Linked DNA regions of Homo sapiens: all the other regions are linked to region 2. The links are chromatin contacts, found by Hi-C or POLR2A ChIA-PET in ENCODE. All regions are on one chromosome and are shown on one strand. Each heading gives the region's core, a stretch centred on a gene start or an enhancer-like site at or near the end of the contact. The rest is flanking DNA. Distances are from core to core; before and after follow the strand shown.

What was found. A loop is a pair of places that touch in the nucleus more often than their neighbours do. ChIA-PET counts read pairs that join two places held with the same protein, here RNA polymerase II (POLR2A). Pooled maps may share reads with other maps.
Region 1: a loop to region 2 is called in a pooled map, with 3 times the contacts of the local background. The contact joins two enhancer-like sites. A Hi-C loop is called at or near these places in 1 of 37 single-sample maps with no recorded cell type and 6 of 50 pooled maps. POLR2A ChIA-PET finds 5 or more read pairs at or near these places in 4 of 52 experiments (Caco-2, PC-9, T-cell and 1 more).
Region 3: a loop to region 2 is called in a pooled map, with 3 times the contacts of the local background. The contact joins two enhancer-like sites. A Hi-C loop is called at or near these places in 11 of 50 pooled maps. POLR2A ChIA-PET finds 5 or more read pairs at or near these places in 6 of 52 experiments (K562, Panc1, activated CD4-positive, alpha-beta T cell and 3 more).

Annotation. Positions count from the first base shown.
Region 1 is chr11:96,291,985-96,295,518 of GRCh38, forward strand. The region is part of intron 1 of MAML2 (mastermind like transcriptional coactivator 2); the gene reads right to left. Among named protein-coding and RNA genes, the nearest start is that of MIR1260B, 48 kb to the right of the region's middle. Within about 2 kb of position 1,752, at least 5 of the 41 ENCODE cell types and tissues checked have a DNase peak (open chromatin) inside an H3K27ac peak, as active enhancers do.
Region 2 is chr11:96,074,507-96,077,964 of GRCh38, forward strand. All of the region lies in intron 2 of MAML2 (mastermind like transcriptional coactivator 2), which reads right to left. Among named protein-coding and RNA genes, the nearest start is that of MTMR2, 150 kb to the left of the region's middle. RefSeq lists a silencer at 1,369-1,428. Within about 2 kb of position 1,870, at least 8 of the 41 ENCODE cell types and tissues checked have a DNase peak (open chromatin) inside an H3K27ac peak, as active enhancers do.
Region 3 is chr11:96,202,868-96,206,201 of GRCh38, forward strand. All of the region lies in intron 1 of MAML2 (mastermind like transcriptional coactivator 2), which reads right to left. Among named protein-coding and RNA genes, the nearest start is that of MIR1260B, 140 kb to the right of the region's middle. Within about 2 kb of position 1,909, at least 3 of the 41 ENCODE cell types and tissues checked have a DNase peak (open chromatin) inside an H3K27ac peak, as active enhancers do.

The sequences.
Region 1 (3,534 bases), core at 502-3,001, 220 kb after region 2:
TATTAGGAATCATGCTATTCTTAGGAATCTTTAGAAATACCTGAGTACTAAATTTGTCTCATAACTTAGCAAATGCATATAACAAATGATTTCCTGCACGTTATTGTCATACACCATTTTACCTTGTAGCACATAACTACTGCTGTCATCCTTGGATAGAACTCAGCTAAGTTAGTTCCTCCCTCTTCTAGTAATCATATTTACTATTGAATACAGCAGCATATGATGGAAGTGGTCCAAAGTAAAAAATTGGCTTTATCACAGAATCATAACATTTTAGCATTATATGAGGCCTTAAAAATAACACTTTGGATAGCAGGAATATGCAGACTCCATAAAAAGAAGAGTTCTGTGAAGGGAAGGAAATGAATTTTTATCTATTGAATGCTCACTATGTATTTGGCTGCTAGACTAAATGCTATAGATACTTTTTCCTAATTTAATTGTAACACCAATCCTATGGAGTGTATGCTATTATCCCATTTTACAGATGATGAAACTGAGGCCAAGAAGTTAATTCATCTTGCCCAACCTTAAAATTATTAAAGTCAAGCAGTTATGTAAACCTAGGTCTCCCTGGCCCTAAAGGCCATACTCTTTCCATTGTTCTTCTCTACCATGTCTCTCCTAAGTAGAAAGTTCCTTTTTTATCTGTTGTCCAAAACTCATTTAGCTGGGTTAGTCATTCACAGCAATACTGTAAGACTAGCTTATTCTTTACAGTAACAATAGAATCTTTTTCTAATCCTTTATTCCTTTCAGGGCATTGCTATATGGCTATCATTATGGTAGGCATATTCATGAATAAGTCTGTTCTTTTAACAGCACAGTGTGAGTTTATGAGAGTAGGATATAAAAACAAGGAGAGAAATAGGGAGCAAAGTCTAGCTGTCTCACAGAAGGCAGCCCTAGACCACAAAAGAGGCATATGTAGGTCAATTCAAGTTAGAAAAAAAAAAAAGATCTGATGTATGGGTTGATCATTGTTTATGGATTTTCTATTTGACATTTGATGTCTTCAAATAGTATACTGTCTTTCAAATGGAAAGTAAAAAATGTATCACATAGACTATGCTTGAAAAGGTTATCCACATCTTAGACATGCATACATTTTTAAAACAACAGCTATAAAGTCATGGACAACCATGTGTCTCTTCGAAAGAATCACTAATGAAAATGGATATGATATTACCCCTGTAATGTGCCAACTATCTACATTGTTACTATTAAAGCATCCTTAATCAAAGTTTCTGCCAAGTTCACTGAGAATGTTAGAGACAGTAAAGATTTGGAGCATTTTAATCCACTTATTCAATATAAGTGTGAGCCTGTGGCAGACTAAGATATGAAAAAAAATTCACTGTAATCAGATCTTACAAAATTATGTTATATCTTTGAAATCATCCAGCAGAATGAATAATTTTCCTCGGTCTTTCATATGCTAAAAGGGAGTAAGGGCATAAGGTTGCATTTTTGGTCATCTGAAGCATGTTAAATCATACAACTTTTTTGATGCATATTAAGATAACTATAAAAATACCAAATACTTTACTAAAAAGAGAAAGTTTGAAGCACAGCAAACTAAAAGGAAATAGCAACAGTAACAACAGCAAAATATCAATCTTGAAGACTCCAGCAGTAGGGACCCTCAAAAATGTCAGGCTGAAAAAATGAGACACAGCCAAACAGCCCACGGAAACAGTATGCAGAACAATAATCATTTTGATACTATGCCATTTTCATGTGGTAGCCCAATCTGAGGAAGTTAAAGTGAAACAGACTCACAGAGGCTGGAGAGATTGGTCAACGTTTCACATAAAGACTGAAAGACTGAAGATTTTATACATGTAGCAGAGAGGCAGGGAAGAAAACTCTAGAAAGAGCCAGCGAATTCTAAATGGCCCAAACATCCAGAGTCTAATAGTCTAGTGATTGGTTAAATAATTCTTAGCCCTTTATTTAACCTTGGCTGTTCAGGCCAGAGCTGACTATTCAATTGCAGTTGGAAAATAAATGCTGAATGCCCAAAGTACAGAAATTATTCTGGAGAGAGGCCAATGAATTTTAAGTATTATTTTCAGCATTAGTTAGGTTTTATTTTTAAACCGTTCTTCAAAAGACTGATATGTTCGTTCTTAATTATCTTTGCCCCAAAGCAGTTCTGTCCCCTAAAAAATAAGTACATCATAAAGGAAACTTAGACAAATGCCAAGCTTAAATATTTTCCTTTTGCAAACAATGCTGGCTCCAGAAACACATTACAAACAGCTGGGATTGTGAATTTTCTCTCCTTTAGAAACAAGAATGTTCTCATGTCAAAGGTAACCCATTGTAAAAAAAAAAAAAATTACTGATTTTGTAAAAAATGCACATCATCAATTAGTTCTAAAGATGTAGTCGCCCATAAAACCAAGACCACATGGTGACCTTGGGGTAGAAGAAAAAGAAACAGATAACCATTTTGTGAAAATTTGCGCATTTTCACCAGTTGTAGCTAAATGATTGACATCTTGCTACAAGCAGCTTCTGTATGAATTGTTACAAGGACTGCAGGAAGTTCCAAAGGAAAGAGACAGCAGAGATCACTATTCTCAAGAGGCTCACTGTTAGTGGTATAGTAAACAAATATTTCACATGTAACGAATTCTTACCCCTTATAATTCCCATATAATTTTGATAAGAACAGAATCACCTTTGGAATAAACAAAGAGGTAACATTTATTGAACACTTATGCTAGGGACCATGCTTAATCCTCTACACTGTCCCAATTTATCAACACTATAAAATAAGCATGATTATTATTCTCATTTTACAAATGAGTAAAATGAGGCTCAGGGAGGCTAAGAAAATTGCCCTCTGTCACCAAGCTGCTAAGTGGCAGCATGGGATTGGGGGACCCAGGCTGTCTGATTCCAAGGTTCCATGCATGTAGCCATCAAGAAAATTTACTAGGAAGTAAGGTATTTGAATACAAATTAATTTTGTTCTCTTTGGCCAGTAACATTGACTTTGGTAAAATGACCACAGCATCAACATAAAGGCATATTTAGGAATTTCTCCCAGGTATAGAAGCACATTTTCAAATGATCTTGCCTCTGCTAAACTTTAGTCAGACAACATCAACACTGAGGTAACACCAGGTGAATGAAAGTCTCATTTAGTTTGAAATTAACTCTGAAATATGCACATTTAATTTCTATTACTAATTCACTTTTGCAATGGTCAGAGTTTTTCTGGAAACACTGGTATCTTAAGGGAGCTTTGAAGAGTAATTAAAAAAAACCACAGGCAAATAAACTTTCAATAAAAACAGACAGTCAGGATTAAAATGCTTTTCTATATTTAGAAACATAGGAATGAACTAGCATTTTTCAAATTAATTTGTAAGCCCAGATTCACACCAAGTGCATTTAAAACCACTTCTTACACGCCTAAATGAGATGAACTATAAACAGAAGTTGACGCACGCTAAGGTACTCTGCTGAAGGCCTAAGAGTTCTCTTCAAATGTAAGCTATGAGGACGAAATGCCTA
Region 2 (3,458 bases), core at 620-3,119:
TTCTATTCTTGGAGAGGTTAATATGGAGGAAAGATCCATGGTCAGTCCACATTTTGTGCAGATGACGATGGCGGCGCAAAGCCACCTGAAGTCATTCACCTTTGCAACTGCATTTGGATTCTATATTGTCTGCATCAGGCATGGAGACGCCCACCGGCTGCTGTGAGAGGAATAAAAGGAGTACTGACAAACGTCATCATACAAAAAAGGTTTCAAATCATTTTTGACACCAGAATAAAAGTTAGATTCCTGTGTCTGTCTGAGATTTCGAGTTATCTTTCTAAATGGCTCTCTAATCGCATCAGCAAACCCTCAGGGAAGAGCCTTCACTTCCTTTCTGTTGTCTGTTAAGCCAAGCACACCCAGAGTGGTCAATAAATAATACTGTGGGAGTACTGGAGGGCAGGGAGTGGTGTTGCATATTTTGCTTTTGATTTTTCCTCTGGAAAAAAAGATGAATTAAGTGACAGAGTGGCAAAAGGAGTAGGCAACAAAGAAACATAGCCGGAAACTTGAGCGTGACTCTTAATTTCACTCTTTTTAGAGCTTTAATGCAAATCCAATTATGTATTTGCTTTCAGTTCTGAAGGTGAGAAATTCGAGGTTAGACATCACAAAGCTAATACATAGATTCCCTAGAGAGGATATTGATAATATTTCATGTTTTCCTCCTGACATAATATTCCCCCAAGTGAAATCCATTGCCTATTATTATTGATACTGTGCTATCCTGGTAGCAAACTTGAAATGTAAGGAAATAGGATTCTGTTCATTATTTCTTACCAGTAAAATTAATGAATCAGAGAAGAAGCTAATGTAGGTCTGTTTTATCACTAAGGTGCTCAGAAGTTCAACCTTCCTTTTGTTCTCCTTTAGAGAAGCTGTACTTACAAGCATTGCAAAGTCTGACAAATTGTATGGTGTCTATTATTATCTGTCTGTCTCCTTCCCAGACAGGGCAGGGATTCTATCTTCTCTATTTTCATACCCTCCAAGACCTAACACAAGCCAATAATATTCCATCAACCATCGAACACATATTTAAGTGCCTACAGAGTGCTAGGGAGTGTGCTGGGTGCTGGGGACTGAAAGAGGGAAGACAGATAATTCTGGAAGGTATAATGTAAAAGAAGAGAAGAGCTGAGCTAGGGGAAGTCGGGTGGGGGTGGATTTGTCTGAGTGGCTTCCCAAAGGAAGTGATGTTTAAGGGGAAACCTGACTGATGAATAGGAGTTTCCCCAAGTTCTCTTTTTCTTTGTCTTTTCAGGTTACTGGAAAAGCTAGTGAGGTTTGTGGCTGGTATCATACTGTTTAATGTGTCATCTGCTACCATGGTCAATGTGACTCTTACTAATCGGCATTCAGATAGCGCCTTGCATATTGATTGTATGCTAATACATTTGAGCCAGTTGGCCTTGCTATGTGACATTCTCATGCTTCCCCAAACGTGAACACTGAAGTGAACCTTGGGTGGCCCTGCTTTGTGGATCACATATCTCCCACATCTCTACTTTCAGAATAAATTTGTTAATACATTCTCCTCTCTCCTGCAAGGCCTAGATAGAAGAAACTCTTAATTTAAAATATTACAACAGAAAGTTATTCTGCCTTTTGCCAAGAGGTGTGATCCTCATAGTCGTTTGAAATATCATCAAGCTGAGTCTCACAGATGCTCAGGGGTGAAAGAAATATGTGTAAAACCTGGAGGTATGAATGGTGTGCATCATGTATTGTATGCATGAGCAGAAACACCAGCCTTGGAGAGAAACACCAGCTTTGGAGAGACACACCAACCTTGGAGAGACACACCAGCTCCCCTCTTACTCTGTTTACTGTTTTCTTTCTGTGAAATTTAAAATTGATTCCATGTGTACTATAATGCAAGCAATGGGGCAAGGCTGCTCTCTTTTGTCTCTCTCTCTCTCTCACACACACACACACACACACACACACACACACACACACACAGCCCTTCAGAGCTGCCTGCTTAACTTCTCACAGCAACTTCCTCCACTCGGATGGGCTGTGGTCCCTGAGGGAAGCCTCGGCATCTGAATTTGGCAGGGAATCCCATTCCCATGGAAGTCAGGGCTGCCCTCACTCCCAAGGAACAGCCTGGGGAGGTTCTCACACATTTGCCTCTGGCTTCACTACAGAATATGTACACTCAAAGGGGACAATAGAGGGGTCTCCCACACCCCACAACTCATGCAGACCCACAGACAGTTGGGAACGTCTTGCTCTGAATATGAGGAAAATGAGATCTATGTGAATCTTCACCAGGCCACAGCTCATACTTCTTGCTGCTGTCTATAAATGAATGTTAGCAGCACTTTACATATCAAAATTGTCCAAGTGGGACCTGACCTTTGGGCCTTTGGATCCATGTTGCATTCATAGCCATTTAGATCTGACCCCATTTCAAGTGTTCAGAAAAATGAGAAACAATTTTACAATAGCAAAATTGGGCCCTCCAACCCTTCCCCACAAAATTGAATGAAATACAAGGAGGAAAAACAAATGGAGATATTTGTGAGAATGACTGACTTCCTTCTGCAAACAGAAATGGGCAAGTTATCAGAGTTAAAATTGCCTTATAAAGTATCTTTATACAGCAGAAGAGATCATCAGAAATGCATTTTTTGGCTCAAATTTCCTTTTATTTCTCCCTTGGGATCTCTCTTTCTGACTTTTTACCCCAACTCTCTCTCTCTTTTTTTTTTTTTTTTTTTTAAAGACAGTCTCGCTCTGTCACCCAGGCTGGAGTGCAGTGGTGCGATCTAGGCTCACTGCAACCTCTGCCTTCTGGGTTCAAGTGATTTTCCTGCCCCAGCCTCCCAAGCAGTTGGGACTACAGGCATACGCCACCATGCCCAGCTAATTTTTGTATTTTTGGTAGAGACAGGGTTTCACTATGTTGGCCAGGCTGGTCTTGAACTCCTGACCTCAAGTCATCCACCCGCCTCAGCCTCCCAAAGTACTGGGATTACAGGCATGAGCCACCGCAACTGGCCTACCCCATCTTTTTTACTCTCTTTCTGGCTTTGCCAATGTAGGCAGTTTCAATTTCATTATATATGTGGGTCGAAACTTTATTTTAGGAATAATCTTGGATGTAAGACTACTACTGCTTTTTCAGAAGCAAACCATTTTGTGGACTGTACTCAGAAATGCAAAACACAGCCTCATCCACTGAGTCCTGCCTCCCAGGTCTGATGTGGAGTCCACAGTACAGGATGGGGAAGACTCTGGGTGTGGCTGCAGCGGTGGTGGGCCCTGCCTTGCCTGGTGCTCTTTTTATAGGCTATAGAAATACAACTGATGACTCAAAACTATTATATCTTGATAAATGAAATAAACAAAATTCAGTCCCTAACACTGGTGTGGATGGGCATTTGGGCAGTACCTACACTGTAAATGTCCATGCTATAAAGAACCCCTGGGAATGAAGAGCTCTG
Region 3 (3,334 bases), core at 659-3,158, 130 kb after region 2:
TCTATCCGCCTCGGCCTCCCAAAGTGCTCAGATTACAGGTATGAGCCATCACGTCTAGCCTCAGATGATATTTTTTACCTATAGAATGTGAGCTCCCAAAGGAAACACCTAGTAAAGTTTTGAACACAGTAACAAGGCAATAAATATGTTGAAAAAAAGGAATCTAAATTGCCTTTTAAAATCATTTATGAATGACAGCACAGCAATTGCAAATGTAACATATCAGGCTACAATAATATAACCAAGCCTCCATATATTCATTTAATCAACAAATACCTATTGAATACCTTATAGATGCCAGGCTGTGTTTTAGGCACTGGGCATTCAGACATATGCAAAACAGAAAAAGTTGCTGACTTCATGGTGTTTACACATCAGTGACAAAGGCACAGCATATCTGGACAATTACCTGAATTAATATGTTTAACATTCTCTAAAGAACAGATATTTTAATGATTTTTCAAATAATTGCACCATGAATACACCAATTGACTAGGTATTTCACTTCCTTAAGAATTGCTGGCTCTGGAAAAGAATGCAACAAGTCCTATCAGATTATGCCTTAAAAATGTGCAAAATGTTTGTTGTCAGATCTGGCTGTACATTTATTAAGCTGTATTCATAATTAACAAATTTTATTTAGTTTTTTTAGATATAAGTCAGCCGGCAAGCTGCTAGGAGCAAGCCTTTACAAAAAAAAGTAAAAGAAAAACATAGTATCCTTTCTCTTGAGGCACTTATATTCTAATGCAAGAAGTCGCAAGTCACAGAGAAATACACTTAAACACAAATGACCAAACATGAACATACTTACTAATTCAAATGCAAAATACATATATGGTGTAGAAACGGAAATGAATCTGTAACATACTTTGGAATGAGTGAATCAGTGCAGGTCAGCCATGCATGAAAATATTTAGCCTACCCAAGGATCTATTTGTTAAATGTTTTCAAAAAATTCAGTGCGGTTATTCTCAATAATATGAGTGCAAAAACACATTTTAAACAGAAATCTTTCTCCTTTCTAATCTACTGTATTAGTGAGTGCTCTCACAGGAAATAGATGGTGCACTTGACTTAGGATAATTCATGAAGGGGTTAAGGACTAATTATCCAGGTGTAAATAGGGTGTGGGGGAATCTCCAGGGATACAGCGGGAACCCAGGGCTAACTACAGAGATGCTGTCAGCATCCCTAGGCCTGAAGGACTGAGGGAGGGAGAGGTTTCTGGAACTGAGGAGAGAGAGTCCTGTGGGGCAGGCTGCCTTGAAAGGAAGCATGGGCCTTCTGACCAGCAGGGACAAAAGGGTGTAGGTGCACTTGGAGGGGCAAATGGAAGACATGTGACATGCACCACATATACTATTGCCCACCCAAGTTAATTAAATAGTCATTCAATATTTATTGAGCACCTACTACGCGCCAACCCCTGTACTATGGAAGGACGCTAAAAGAAGAGTAGGTCATTGTGTCTGCCCTCAATAATTCAGAGCCTAGCGTAGATGACAGACTTACAAACAGACTAAGTAATGTGCATTGATTCAGGCAAGTTCTGTAACAGAAATTTGCAAAAGTGTTGTGAAAACAAAGAGGGTTGAGAAAGAGCTATCCTTTGGAAAGGGACATTACTAGGGAATTGCTGACACACAGCCTTTACCAGTAAGATCAGGTTAATTGTATTCAAGATAATAAAGAGGTCACTGATTTATGGGCCTATAATTCTGATATATTTACATAGATAAAAGCATATGCATTAAGAGGTCTCACCAAAGACTCCAAGAGTTTTTGTTTTTGTTTTTTTAAACCACAATTTATATCAGAAATAGCGCATTGCAGTCACATTATGTTGAAGGAATCTGCTTAAGTTCATACAGCCACTTAGTAGCAGAGAGAGAGGACAAGGACTCAGGTTTCCTGGCTTTCTGCCAAGGTGAATCTTGAAGGTGTAACATGTTTTCGATGTAATTTTAGGTGCACCTAAATTAAATTAGTTGCCTTTCTCCTCTCATCATTGCTCTACTACATTTCATTTCTCTTTATCCTTCATTCTTATTACATTGATCGGAGGGCCTCTTGAAATTGGCATCAGTGAACTTCTTAAGAATCGAAAGCTCAGAGTCCTATATCTGTTGCTTAGCAGTAAATTTCAGTAATGTGTTTTTCACTTTACTTTGTGGTAGCCTGTACTTTCCTGGCGTAATTTCTTTTCATATAATGTGTGAATTTTACAGTATGATGTCAACATGGTGAAATGCATAACCATATGGTTGCCACATAATTGAATGCTCCAGTCTGTTAATTGTGCTTTGAGCAATTACTGTAGTGACCTAATTGTTGCCATTCCTTGTTTTGTTAGTAACAATTATTCAGTCTACTTGAATGCAGCAAACTTACCAATATATTCATTTACTCATTTCTACAAGACTGTGAGTGAACTCCCAGGGACCATCCCCGGGCCTTAACATGATGCCTGGTATATTGCAGATGCTCTATACTTGTTTAATCATCCAACATGCATTTAGCATCATGCATTTAGCATCTAATGTCTAACACATTTCAGGCACTGCACTTGGGGTACAAATATAAATATGACATAGTCACTGCCTTCAAGAGGCTCGGGCTAAGTTTAATTCAATTTTACTGTTTTTTAGGCAGACCAGTACTGTGTGGTAAAACAGCAGGCTTGTGAAGGGACACCTTCAAACATGATAATGAGAGCAGTTGTATGATTCATGTTGCTTAAACTAGAGCCTATGTAGCTCACAGGCTGAATTGACTTGGCAAGCAAAATAATTGCTCTTGCAGTAGCCCAAATGTCGCTGCTTCTGATGAGCTGCCTTCTGCTCTTCTAACTGATGGGACTGATGGCTGGAGGTTGCCTGGCCATCGGAACCCTTTTCTTTTCTTTCCTCTCAAAGGTCAAAGATGTGTCTTCCTTCATCCATCCCTACCTTCTTTGTTGCTCCTTTGGAAAGATTCCCGTCTGGCTTACAGCTAATACAGTTGAGCATTGAGGTTTGTTTCTGCACTTTGTTTTCAAACTTTCAGGTGTTTTGCTCATGTTGTCCATGCAAATTTTTACACGTTTAAGAAGAAACAAAGTTTACTTTTGTGCCTAAGGAAAAACTGATGTCTTTGGTAAAAATGATGCCTTATATGAACTTTCTGGTTCTAAAAGCTTTCTTAATTTCAGTTTTGATTGACTCTTTTTTTTTTTTAATTATTGAGAAGGTTAAGCAATAGAAGTTTTTATGTGTTATCTAGAAATAATTCCTTGATCTTTTCAAAATGCTTTGTGAACATGGAAAATAAGTATAGCTTATATGTTATCAAA